Linked DNA regions of Homo sapiens: region 1 is linked to region 2. Evidence: read pairs that join two places in POLR2A ChIA-PET (ENCODE). Cell type or tissue: GM12878. All regions are shown on one strand. Each heading gives the region's core, and the rest is flanking DNA. Links, peaks and the distances in the headings are about the cores only.

Region 1 (5,377 bases), core at 112-5,111, 87 kb after region 2:
ATTCAGCAGAAGATAGCAAAATGTTATAAACATAACAAAATATTAAAAATGTAGTACAAATTAGAGCTGTGAGATTTGAATGAAGTACAAAATTAAACATTTTTATTTTTCGGTCTCAAAGTATTCAACTGTGATTGTTGATTTGTTCATTGCTCCCATTAGCTATTTTAACTTCATATATCTAGAAGCTGTTCCTGTTTGTGGACGCTGTTATTAGGCACACAAACACAACTGACCCTTTCGTCATAACAAAGCATTCTGCTGTGTTTTTAGTAATACTCATAGAGAAGTCTACTTTGTCTAATCTTAAAACAGCCATTTCAGCTTTCTTATGGTTACTGTCTCCATAATATATCTTCATCCTTTTAATTTCAGGCTTTTTTTGTGTCTTTGTATTTAAAGTGTGTCTTGTAGATACCATATAGCAATTTTTTTTCTTTTAAATTAGTCTGACAATCTCTACCTTTTGATTGGAGTGTTTAGCTATTATTCATACTTAATGTATTTGCTTGAATAGCTGGATTTTGCAATTTGGTTTCTGTCTGTCTCATCTGTTTCTTACTCTTTACTCCCCCTTTCCTACGTTCTTTTGTGCTATCAAATATTATTTAGTATTTTGGTTTTTTTCAGCTATATATCACTGTATTTTCCCCCTCATATTTGCCCTAGAGGTTATAATATGCATTCAAAATTGAGCATAATATATTTGGAGTTAATACTGAATTACTTCATGTAAAACAGGAGAAGCTTGCAAGACCCTACAGTAAGTCCTCACTTAACTCACTGATAGGTTCTTGGAAACTCCAACTTTAACTGAAACAAAGTATAATTTTGTCTCCTCAATGCTGTAATGAAAAGACGTTGAATGAAATGACATTATTTGAATGATGTTTTGCTTAAAGTTGGAATTTCCAAGAACCTACTGACAAGGTTAAGACTTACTACAGTTCCATGTAATGTCTTCCCATCCACTGCGTTACTTCTGTCATATTTTACACCTATATACCTTAAAAGCTCAACAATACAATGTTGGTTTTTCTGTGCTCACGCCTGTAATCCCAGCATGTTAGGAGGCTGAAGCAGGAGGATCACTAGAGGCCAGGAGTTCAAGACCAGCCTGGGCAACAGAGCAAGACCCCCATCTCTAAAAAAAAAATAAGAATAAATAAAAAGAATTAGCTGGGCATGGTGGTGCATGCCTGTAGTCCCAGATACTTGGAAGGCTGATGTGGGAGGGTCACTTGACCCAAGAATTCGAGGTTGTAGTGAGCTATGATTGCACCAATGCATCCAGCCTGGGTGACGGAGCAAGATCTTGTTGCTAATTTTTTTTAAATCAGGTTTTTAAATAAATTAAGAAAAATATAATGAAAATGCATAGTTTTTGCCAGTATTTAAGGAGTTCACAATTTGGTAGAAGCTCTTAATTTATGGGGGGGAGGCCACAGACTCCCTTAAGAAACTGAGGAAGGTTAAAGATCTTCACTCTCCTGTCCATGCCTTCCCTGCCCCCACAATGACAATCAGACGTGAGTATACACTCACAAAACTATGTATTCAATTTCAGCAGGACCATTCTGTGAAGAATATGGATACCCCACCCAGTAATAAACAAAAATAGGACTGCAAATTCTGGCAGGGAAGTAGGGCTTTTGTGTTCATCTGCTTACATTTCTATCCCATCTATCTAAATGTAAACTCTGAATGGGGAAGATTTGGGTTGCTTTTGATCACTACTTGGCCTCTGCACTTAGAACAGTGTCTGGCACATAGTACTGTAAGTATTTCCTGGGTGAATGGTGAATTAACAAATGCTCCACAAAAATAAATACATTATCTTAGATCCTTTTAAAGGAAATTGGAAAGTTATGCATTCTTTTTGGTCCCAAGTTTATACTTTCCCATATGATAAAAGATAAAGAGTTCACTTGTCCATGTCACTGGCACGCCAGCATGACCTCAAGTTGTCAAATAAAGTGCTACTGCACAATGTTTTAGATTTTCACAAAGGATTAAAATATAAAGTGCTTAAAACCCTAGTCTATGGAAAGATGGGACAAAAATAATTACATTAGATTTCACTTAATTACTGCCAAAAGCTTTTAGAGAGCATCAGTTATTATAATACTATGTTACATTCACACATTATTTTTAATTTTAATTTTCATTATCTCTCTCTTTCTTCCCCCCCCAGAGACGGGGTTTCACCATGTTGCTCAGGCTGGTCTCAAACTCCTGGCTTCAAGTGATCTTCCCATCTTGGCCTCCCCAAGTGCTGGGGTTACAGGTGTGAGCCACCATGCCTGACCTAATTTTCATGATCTCATAAACCTTTTTTACACTAGGTCTTCTGAATGAGCGAGTTTTCTTGAAATCCATAGACCCTCTGAAAAGCAGGCTTTAGAAAAAGACCATATGTTGGATTTGTGTGTCAGGGGGCTGGGGGAACTCTACCAAGGAGGTCTTGCAGGCCCTCAGACCTGGGTAAGCCAAAGAGCAAACGGAGGGGCCACTGAAAAAGAAGGCAGCAGTGGCGCAGTCTCCGGCAGGCAAGGGGTCAGTGCAGGACGATCAGATAAAGCAAAAAGGAACAAAGAGCATATGCCCGGGAAGACAAGCTCGAGTTGGAGTTTGAGCACTTGGGCAACAGGAAGCAGGAACCCTGGCTAGGAAAGGGGACACATGGTCACGCAACCAGAGAACCCCTGGCCCACGTCCAGCTGAGAGTCTAGGCCAAAGACCCACGCTGGCTCCAGGTCAGAGGGAGCAGCCCCCCATATGCCAACAGCAGAAGCTGTGACCCTGTAAGTCTGAGAATGTAAGGCAAGAGGAAATGATTTTCTCTTAGTCCACTAATAAACATGGACGTCAATTACACGGTTCTTCAGATTTTCCAGATGCTTCATCCTTTTAGGAAGGGAATCATGAAATAATGCTCATCAGGCAAATAATTTAATTTGCTGGGTAGAAAACATGCAAAACACTCTTGATTATAGAGAGTAAACTTCAACTGTCCTCTGGTCCTGTTTAGTACTAGCCTGAAACCACAACAGGCAAAGGTTAGAAACTATGACTTTGCAATGACACACAGGTGTCGATTGCTTTCTTTGGCCAACTGTGGCTGAACAAAAACCCACAAGGCAAGCTGTGCCAACCACCGGTCCCACATTCAAGAAACCGACCATCTACTGGGACAACAGGACAAACCTAGGGGCTGCTTTCCCAGGGGCATGATATTGCCTCTGCATGACAAGGAACAGCCAAAGGAATAAATGTCCCCTTGCAACTGAGCCCCAGCACATAGACTTCATGTGCCCTCAAGGCCTGTGGTAACCAGACCCACCGAGACCTCATTTATTCATTCCACAAATATTTACTCAATGCTAATACGTGCCAGCCTATGTTCTAAACACTGAAACATAGTAAGGAGCAAAACAGAAAAATCCCTGCCCTGATGCATCTTACATTTTCCTATTCCTTCTTCTCCAATGAAAATGTTAGAGAAAGCATAAGGGAACTTTGTACATTCCCTAATTTATTACCCCAAGAATGTGAATGCAAATTAGGGATTCCCAAAGTTATTTCTGCCATTTGTCATACATTTTGAAAAGATTATTCTTTTCATGACAGACAGAACCATGTGCCTTTGGCAGTTACTCTGAGACTTGCTATTCTTTAAGTGCAAAAGTGATTCAGATTGAACTTTCTATAGCTTTTCTATCTCATATGAGGGAATAGAAATGATACTAAATTAAAAGATTTTGAGGTACCCAATTAAAATGCTGGATATCCTTCTGATTCTTGGAAAACCAAATTGGAATAGAGACAGAAGTAATAACACTAATCACAGATTATTCGTTTCTCACATACTGTCTTAGAAACCTGCTCTAGGCTTTTCCTTTTGGGAAATCATGCATCAGGAGGATTAGGTCAACTATGCTAAGTAGAAAACTTCAAACAACAGTGGCTTAAATACAAGAGAAGTTTATTTCACCTTCATATTTAAAAAGCTCCAAACATCTTAACTGTAGTCAAAGCAGCCAGAAGAAAAAAAATAAGAAAGGACAAAAGGCGACTTTAAGGAGCCTTCTCAGAAGTCACACAAATATGTGTGTTTACAGCTCAATGGCCAGGACGCCAGGACTTAGACCAGTGGTCAGACTGAGAGGCGAAGGATAAGAGATACGTGATCTCAGCTGGAGGCATTGCTGGCTCAAATAAAACGAACCTTCCCTTATGAAGGAAAAAATATACTGGAAGGCAACTAGAGTCTCTAGCACATGGAGAAAACCATCATCAGGTTCTTATATGTAAACAAACACCTTCTAATATCCATTTTAACAAGCGGACCATCCTCCTTTAAAAGTTACATGCACTTTCTTAAATGGATTCAAAAAATGAAAAATTAATAAAAATATGGGCTTATTTCAGTTGAAACTCATTTCTTACCTTTGATGAAAAATAACAAACTAAAAGTGAATGTGAAGCTCTAAAAGATTTGTGGATTTATAGATACAGCCTCAATGGTGAAAAACTCAACGTTTTCCATCTAAGACCAGGAAGAAGCAAGGATATCCATTCACCACTTTTATTTAATATTCTATTAGAGGTCCTAGCTAGTATAATAAAGAAAAATAAAAGGTACAAATTGGGAAAGAAGAAGCATATAAACACATAAAACTTATTTCTGGATGACACAGACCACCTATGTTGAAAACTCTAAGGAATCCACAGAAAAGCTACCAGAAATAATAAACACATTTAGAAAAGTTGCAGGACACAAGAACGAAATACAGAAATCAACTGTATTTCTTTTTTTTTTTTTTTTTTGAGATGACGTCTCACTCTGTCACCCAGGCTGGAGTGCAGTGGCATGATCTCAGCTCACTACAACCTCGGCGTCCCAGGTTCAAGCGATTCTCCTGCCTCAGCCTCCTGAATAGCTGGGATTACAGGCATCCGCCACCAAGCCTGGCTAATTTTTGTATTTTTAGTAGAGATGGGGTTTCACCATGTTGGTCAGGCTGGTCTCGAACTCCTGACCTCATGATCAGCCCACCTTGGCCTCCCAAAGTGCTGGGATTACAGCTGTGAGCCACCACACCCAGCCAATCAGCTGTATTTCTACACACTAGTGACAAACAATTGGGAAAACATTTATAAAACCAATTCCACTTATAATAGCATCAACATACCAGAATTACTTAGAAATACATCTAATGAAAGATGTGCAAGACCTGTACATTGAAAATTTAAAAATTGCAAAGGGGAATTAAAGAAGAGCTAAATAAACGTAGAGACTTATCACGTTCGTGCATTGGAGAACTCAATACTGTTAAGATTGTTGTAGTAGCTGTTGATTACTGAGCAACAAATT
Region 2 (5,377 bases), core at 253-5,252:
GCTTGAACCACTCCTTCGGCATTTCCCTCCCGATCTTGGTTCGCTGATGTAAGGGACATGTGTCTTGTCCCCAAGCTCTGAAGTGAGGGTGGTTTTGTTTCTCTTGGATTATCACCTGGTGGCCAGCAGGGTGGCTTAAACATAAAAGGTGCTTAAATCACAATTTTTGACTAAAGGAGAGAAAGAAGAAATAATTCAATTAAATTGCAACTTCCTCTTGAAGGAAGAGTGCAGGGAGAAAAACACCGCTGGTTTGAGATATTTGAGGGTTGTCTTACGTCACAGCATGTTGCATAGAAGTGGAAGGTGCCCACGTCTGCTTTTTCCTAAAGAGCATTTGCTGTGGAGGTCTGAGGCTGGTCTGGGTTGCAGTGACGTTGGTGGCTACCTGAGTGACCGCAGTGACTCAGCCCACCTCTCTGGGTCTCAGCATCCTCATCTGCAACCTGGTCGGATTAGACAGGAGCCTCTATCAGGTTCCTCTATGTGGTGACTCTATGAGGCCAAGGGAAGACATAAGGGTGGTGTCTCATCCCCAGCTGTCGTCCCCACGTTGAGTGCCATGTGGTTCCCAGTGACTTTTGGGTTTCTCAACTTTCCCCTCAACATTTAAGCTCCTTGCAGGCCATGGGTGTGCCTTCACACCCCCTCCCCAGTGGCCAGCACAGGGAGCTAAGCAGATGCTTGATGTGTCCTGTGGGAAGAAGTCTCTGGATGATGTGGGAAGACAGGCTGTGGAGGGCAGGTTTGGAACAGTAACTACCACTGGCCCTGCATTCAGCAATCATTCAGCACGCACCCACCAGGCTGACCCCTGTGGAGGCCCTAGGAGTTGATGATTGAGACTTTGTCACTTCCCTAAACAGCTCCCAGTCTGACAGACACTAGTCATTTATGGTGTACACTAATATAGAGACATTTGGGGACTAGAAGGGGAGCACCAAAATGAGATGCAGGGTGTGGGGCAGCCAAGGAAGACTGCCTGGAGGAGGGCTGAGTCTTGTGTGAGAAGGAGTTAAGCAGAGTTGATGAGGGTTCATGGGGAGGGAAAATGCATTCTGGACAGAGAGAACAGCATATCCCAGGTCATGGAAATCGAATCCTGTCCTAAAGACCCTCAAAGGATTTTAGGTAGCGAATAACACAATCAGTTGTGCCTTTAGCAAACTCATTCTGCAATCCTCAGTGGGATGTAGAATATAAACTGGATTGGAGAATTAAGATCGGAGACCAGGAAGCAAGAAGCTGTGGCTGTCCTGGAGAGAGACAGTGAGGACTGGGCTGAGGCCACAGCCACGAGAATGCAGCAGAGGTGATGAATGAGGACCGAAAACTGGGGTGACGGCGGGGGCGGGCATGGCACATGAGGAAGAGCAAGGTGGGGCGGGCAGGATGGCCGTGGGTAGGTGCTCTGTGGGGATGGGCGAATCCACATGAGTTTGGGGCTGGAGAGGACACATTTGTAGTGTGGTCCACACTGCTTGTGCTGCTCCCAGCACACGGCAGGATTCCACCTTTTTTTTTTTTTTTTTTTTTTTTGAGATGGAGTCTTGCTTTGTCACCCAGGCTGGAGTGCAGTGGCACCATCTCAGCTCACTGCAACCTCCGCCTCCCAGGTTCAAGCGATTCTCCTGCCTCAGCCTCCTGAGTAGCTGGGAGTACAGGCATGCACTACCAAGCCCGACTAATTTTTGTATTTTTAGTAGAGACGGGGTTTCACCATGTTGGCCAGTCTGGTCTCGAACTCCTGACCTCAGGTGATCCACCTGCCTCGGCCTCCCAAGGTGCTGGGATTATAGGCGTGAGCCACTGTGCCCCACCAGGATTCCACCTCTTGAAGTTAGGTGTGGCCACGTGACTTGTGTTGTTCAAGGAAATATGAGAGAAAGTGACAAGAAACCTCTGGGTGGGAGAGTAACGGTCCGGCACACCATTCCCTGTGCTCTCCCTCCCTCTGTGTCAGCAGCTGGAGGGGTTGGGCAGATTGTCTCATCCTCAAGCTTGACCTCTGGGAAACCTCCTCGGCCACCTGGGACCAGGAAGAGCCTCCTCCTGTGTGTTCCTTGGCACCCTGAAGTTGCTATCTCTGCGGCGTGCCTGTCACCCCATAGAGCTCTCACCTGTCTACCTGTCTACTTTGCTAGAAGGGAGGGTCTGTCAGTGCCGAAGACCTAGGTGGTTCTGGGAGGTCAGCATAGTGTAGACACTTGGTGAGCACTACATGGGTGAGTGAGTGTGTTACTCCAGCGTCAGCAGTCCTGTCAATGATTAAATGTAAAAAAAGAGGAACAAGTACATCTGTGCCCACCCCACACTCCTTTTCCTCTTCATCATTAAAAAAGAAAGAAAAAGCAAAAACGGCAGCACCTGGACAGCTCAACCACACTGCTGCTCTGCCCACGTGTGGGGCTGAAGCAGCTCTGGGAACACAGACGTGCAAACCACAGAGATGCGATAGCGGTGCCAGCTCCGCTTTCCCGGGGCAGGCACAGAGCGAGGCAGAAATCAGTACCTTGTGAAGCCACTTCAAGGGTAGCAGCCGGTAGGTGGGCTCAGCCACAGTTGCACTGTCCGCAGCCCCTGCTCTACCTGTCCTCAGGAACACTGGCCCAAAGTCTCTGCATCCTTCAGATCTGGGAGAGCCTATATTCGGCCACCTCCCCACTCCAGCCCCAGCTTCGACTGCCTTGTAACTGAACCCACCTGGAGGACCCGTATCTCCATGCAGTTGGCCTTGAACAAATCACTTAACTCCTCTAAGCCTCATTTTATTCATCTGTGAAATGGGGATAATGATGCCTCTTTGCGGATAAAGTGAGGTGTAAATAAGTAAAGCTAGGAGTGTCTGACACAGAGGAGGTCCTCAATCATGGGTGCCATCGTTGTCACTTTTCTTGCCATTGGTTTCCTGACCTGAGTGAACAGGAAACCACTGTGCTCTATTGACCCTTGTCCAGGGCCAGGTGGAAGAGGACAGATGGACTAAGATGAAGGGGGCTGATGAAGCACCTGGAGGAGGAACCAGGGTAGTCAGTGGGTCAGGAAGTCACATGTCGGGCTCAGGGTGTGGAGTGCAGGGATGGAAGGCCACTGCATCTGAAGCGGAGGGGGTTTCAGGCAGCTGAGGCTCTAATCAAGTCTGATGGATAAGCTGGGAGGCTTTGGAAACATCCCATGCCTCAGTGTCCCCACTTAGAAGGCAAAATGGTTAGACTAGATCGAGGGTCCTTCACCTTTTCTTGAGCCACAACCCTTTTGGCTGAAGCCTGTGGACCCCTTCCCAGAGTCCTGGTTTTTAAATGTATAAAGTAAAACACCTAAGATGAAAAGAAACCTTTCATATTAAAATATAGTGATCAAAATGTTTAAAAGTACTTTTTTTTTTGAGATGGGGGGTCTCTCCCTGTCACCCAGGCTGGAATGCAGTGGTACAGTCACAGCTCACTGCAGCCTTGACCTCCCAAGCTCAAGTGATCCTCCCACCTCAGCCTCCAGAGTAGCTGGGACTACAGGCATGCACCACCATACCTGTCTAATTTTTTAATTTTTGTAGACAAACTCTCGCTATGTTGCCCAGGCTAGTTTCGAACTCCTGGATTCAAGCAATCCTTCTGCCTCAGCCTCCCAAAGTGTTGGGATTACAGGCATGAGCTACCACGCCTGGCCAAAGAAAAGCAGATTTTTAATATAATGTCCTACACACTTCTTTATTCACTACTGACATGTCTAATAGTGACTGTAATTTCAAGGTAGTGACGAGCATAAATAATGCCTTAAGGTACCTGGATCACCTGCACTGGGCGATGAAAAGACTTGCTGTGGTTTCTAACAAACAGCACCCAAGTCTCAGGCACTCTCCCGCCACTGTGGCTGGCCACTCGTGTCCACAACTGAAACATCACATTTCAGCTGGGGCCTAATGGAAACAAAGATGGCATCATTTTCCCATCCAGCCTCACAGCCCCCCTGAATTCTGGCCCCCACCACGGGCTGGATAATCTCTTCCACCCCAGCAGATGATTTATATAAGAGCCTGCTGCCGTTTCTACCCCATGGAACTCAGCTGGCTGAAATGAAATGTCTCTGCCCAGGAAACAATTAGACAATAACCCAAGACAATGTGACATTCAGTGCGTGGCCTCAGCGATAAACACAGAAGGAAGGACCCGCAAGAGTGGTGGGGGGATCCACAGAACTTGGGGCAGGGTCTGGTTCTGTCAGGTTCGCTGGGCCTGTGGGGGCTGCAGCTCCCGCTTAGACAAGGTCCCTGATGGGCAACAGAGATGATAACTTGGCACGGGGCGGGGCAGACCCCAGGCCCTCCTGTGTGTGGGTTGCAGCCCTCCATCACTTGTACACAGTCAACTTAGAGCCCGTGGCTGCGCCCAGCTGTGCCTCAGTAAATGCTTATTGAGTGAATCAGGAATAAACCCCGTGTGGGTGGTATTCTATAATTTCTTGCCCTTTTGTGGGGGCCTTCTAGGTCTCTTTTTTTTTTTTTTAACATTTAATCCTAAATGTTGTGAGGACGCCCAGGACGTTTCTCCTGGGGCTTGTGGTCTGTGGACAAGTCAGGCACCTTTGGAAACTGCCTCAGCTCTTCCTTCTGGGGGTGGCAGGAGGGGAAGTTTATGGTAAAGGTGTATGATAAGATAGGACCTTTTCATCTAAGTTATCTCCAACAGGCCTGGAGTTTTGGGGGCATATTTGAAGGCCCGATTTACATATGGGGAAAATTGGGTCCCATAGCCTCTGTCAATGGGAGGCCAGGTAGGGGAGTGTGTTGACCACATTCTAGACTAGGGGAAGCCGGGACACAGTGGACTGGGGGCAGCTGTTCCCCTAGGCTGGACAGCTGGCTGCTGACTGGGGTGGGCTTCACGCTGGGTTCACAGGCAGCCTCAGAAAGAACAGGCACACTTACCGTGTCAATGATGACAATGACGTAGTGAGGGCCGCATAGTCTTAATCAAAGGAGCTGCTCGATGCCTCATTTATTAGCCAGTGATGTGGCAGGGAAAACCATTCTTGCCCTTTGAAATGAGAGGAGAAAAAGAGCGGTGGCCCGGTGGCCTCAGCCCGCAGCCTTTCCCTGCTGGGGAGGGGTGGGTTTAACCTGCAGTCCCGCTGCCCAGCCCCCGCTAACTGCTGCTCTTGGAGCGCTGCCTGCCTGGGCTGCAAATGCACCTTTCAGGCCCCATTAAGGCACCTTGCCTGGGTCACAAAACCCAGGAAATCCAGAGCCAGGGCGGTCTCCCCTCCACCTTCACACACGGAGCTGAGAGTGTCTGGGTCCCCAGGGGGCGTTTCTTGCTTTCCCTTGCTCGCTGCCCCAGTGCGGGGAGAATGGTGGCTGCTTTTGAATTTCCTGACTCTG

What was found. ChIA-PET counts read pairs that join two places held together with the same protein. Peaks named below come from ENCODE experiments on the same cell type or tissue, not always from the same donor. Only the 100,000 strongest peaks of a DNase experiment are listed, where the experiment ranks them.
Region 1: POLR2A ChIA-PET joins it to region 2 with 7 read pairs; 3 of 35 experiments call an interaction of 5 or more read pairs at or near these places.

The regions. Positions count from the first base shown.
Region 1 is chr13:99,329,912-99,335,288 of GRCh38, reverse strand. The region is part of intron 6 of UBAC2 (UBA domain containing 2); the gene reads right to left. Among named protein-coding and RNA genes, the nearest start is that of FKSG29, 19 kb to the left of the region's middle. In GM12878, for the core only: no CTCF peak of the experiment used is centred there; a DNase peak (open chromatin) is centred at 3,098; H3K27ac peaks cover 1,244 bases.
Region 2 is chr13:99,417,444-99,422,820 of GRCh38, reverse strand. No RefSeq gene overlaps it. Among named protein-coding and RNA genes, the nearest start is that of LNCARGI, 13 kb to the left of the region's middle. RefSeq lists enhancers at 2,326-2,435, 2,446-2,535, 2,586-2,725, 4,711-5,377. In GM12878, for the core only: no CTCF peak of the experiment used is centred there; a DNase peak (open chromatin) is centred at 2,310; H3K4me3 peaks cover 787 bases; H3K27ac peaks cover 2,624 bases.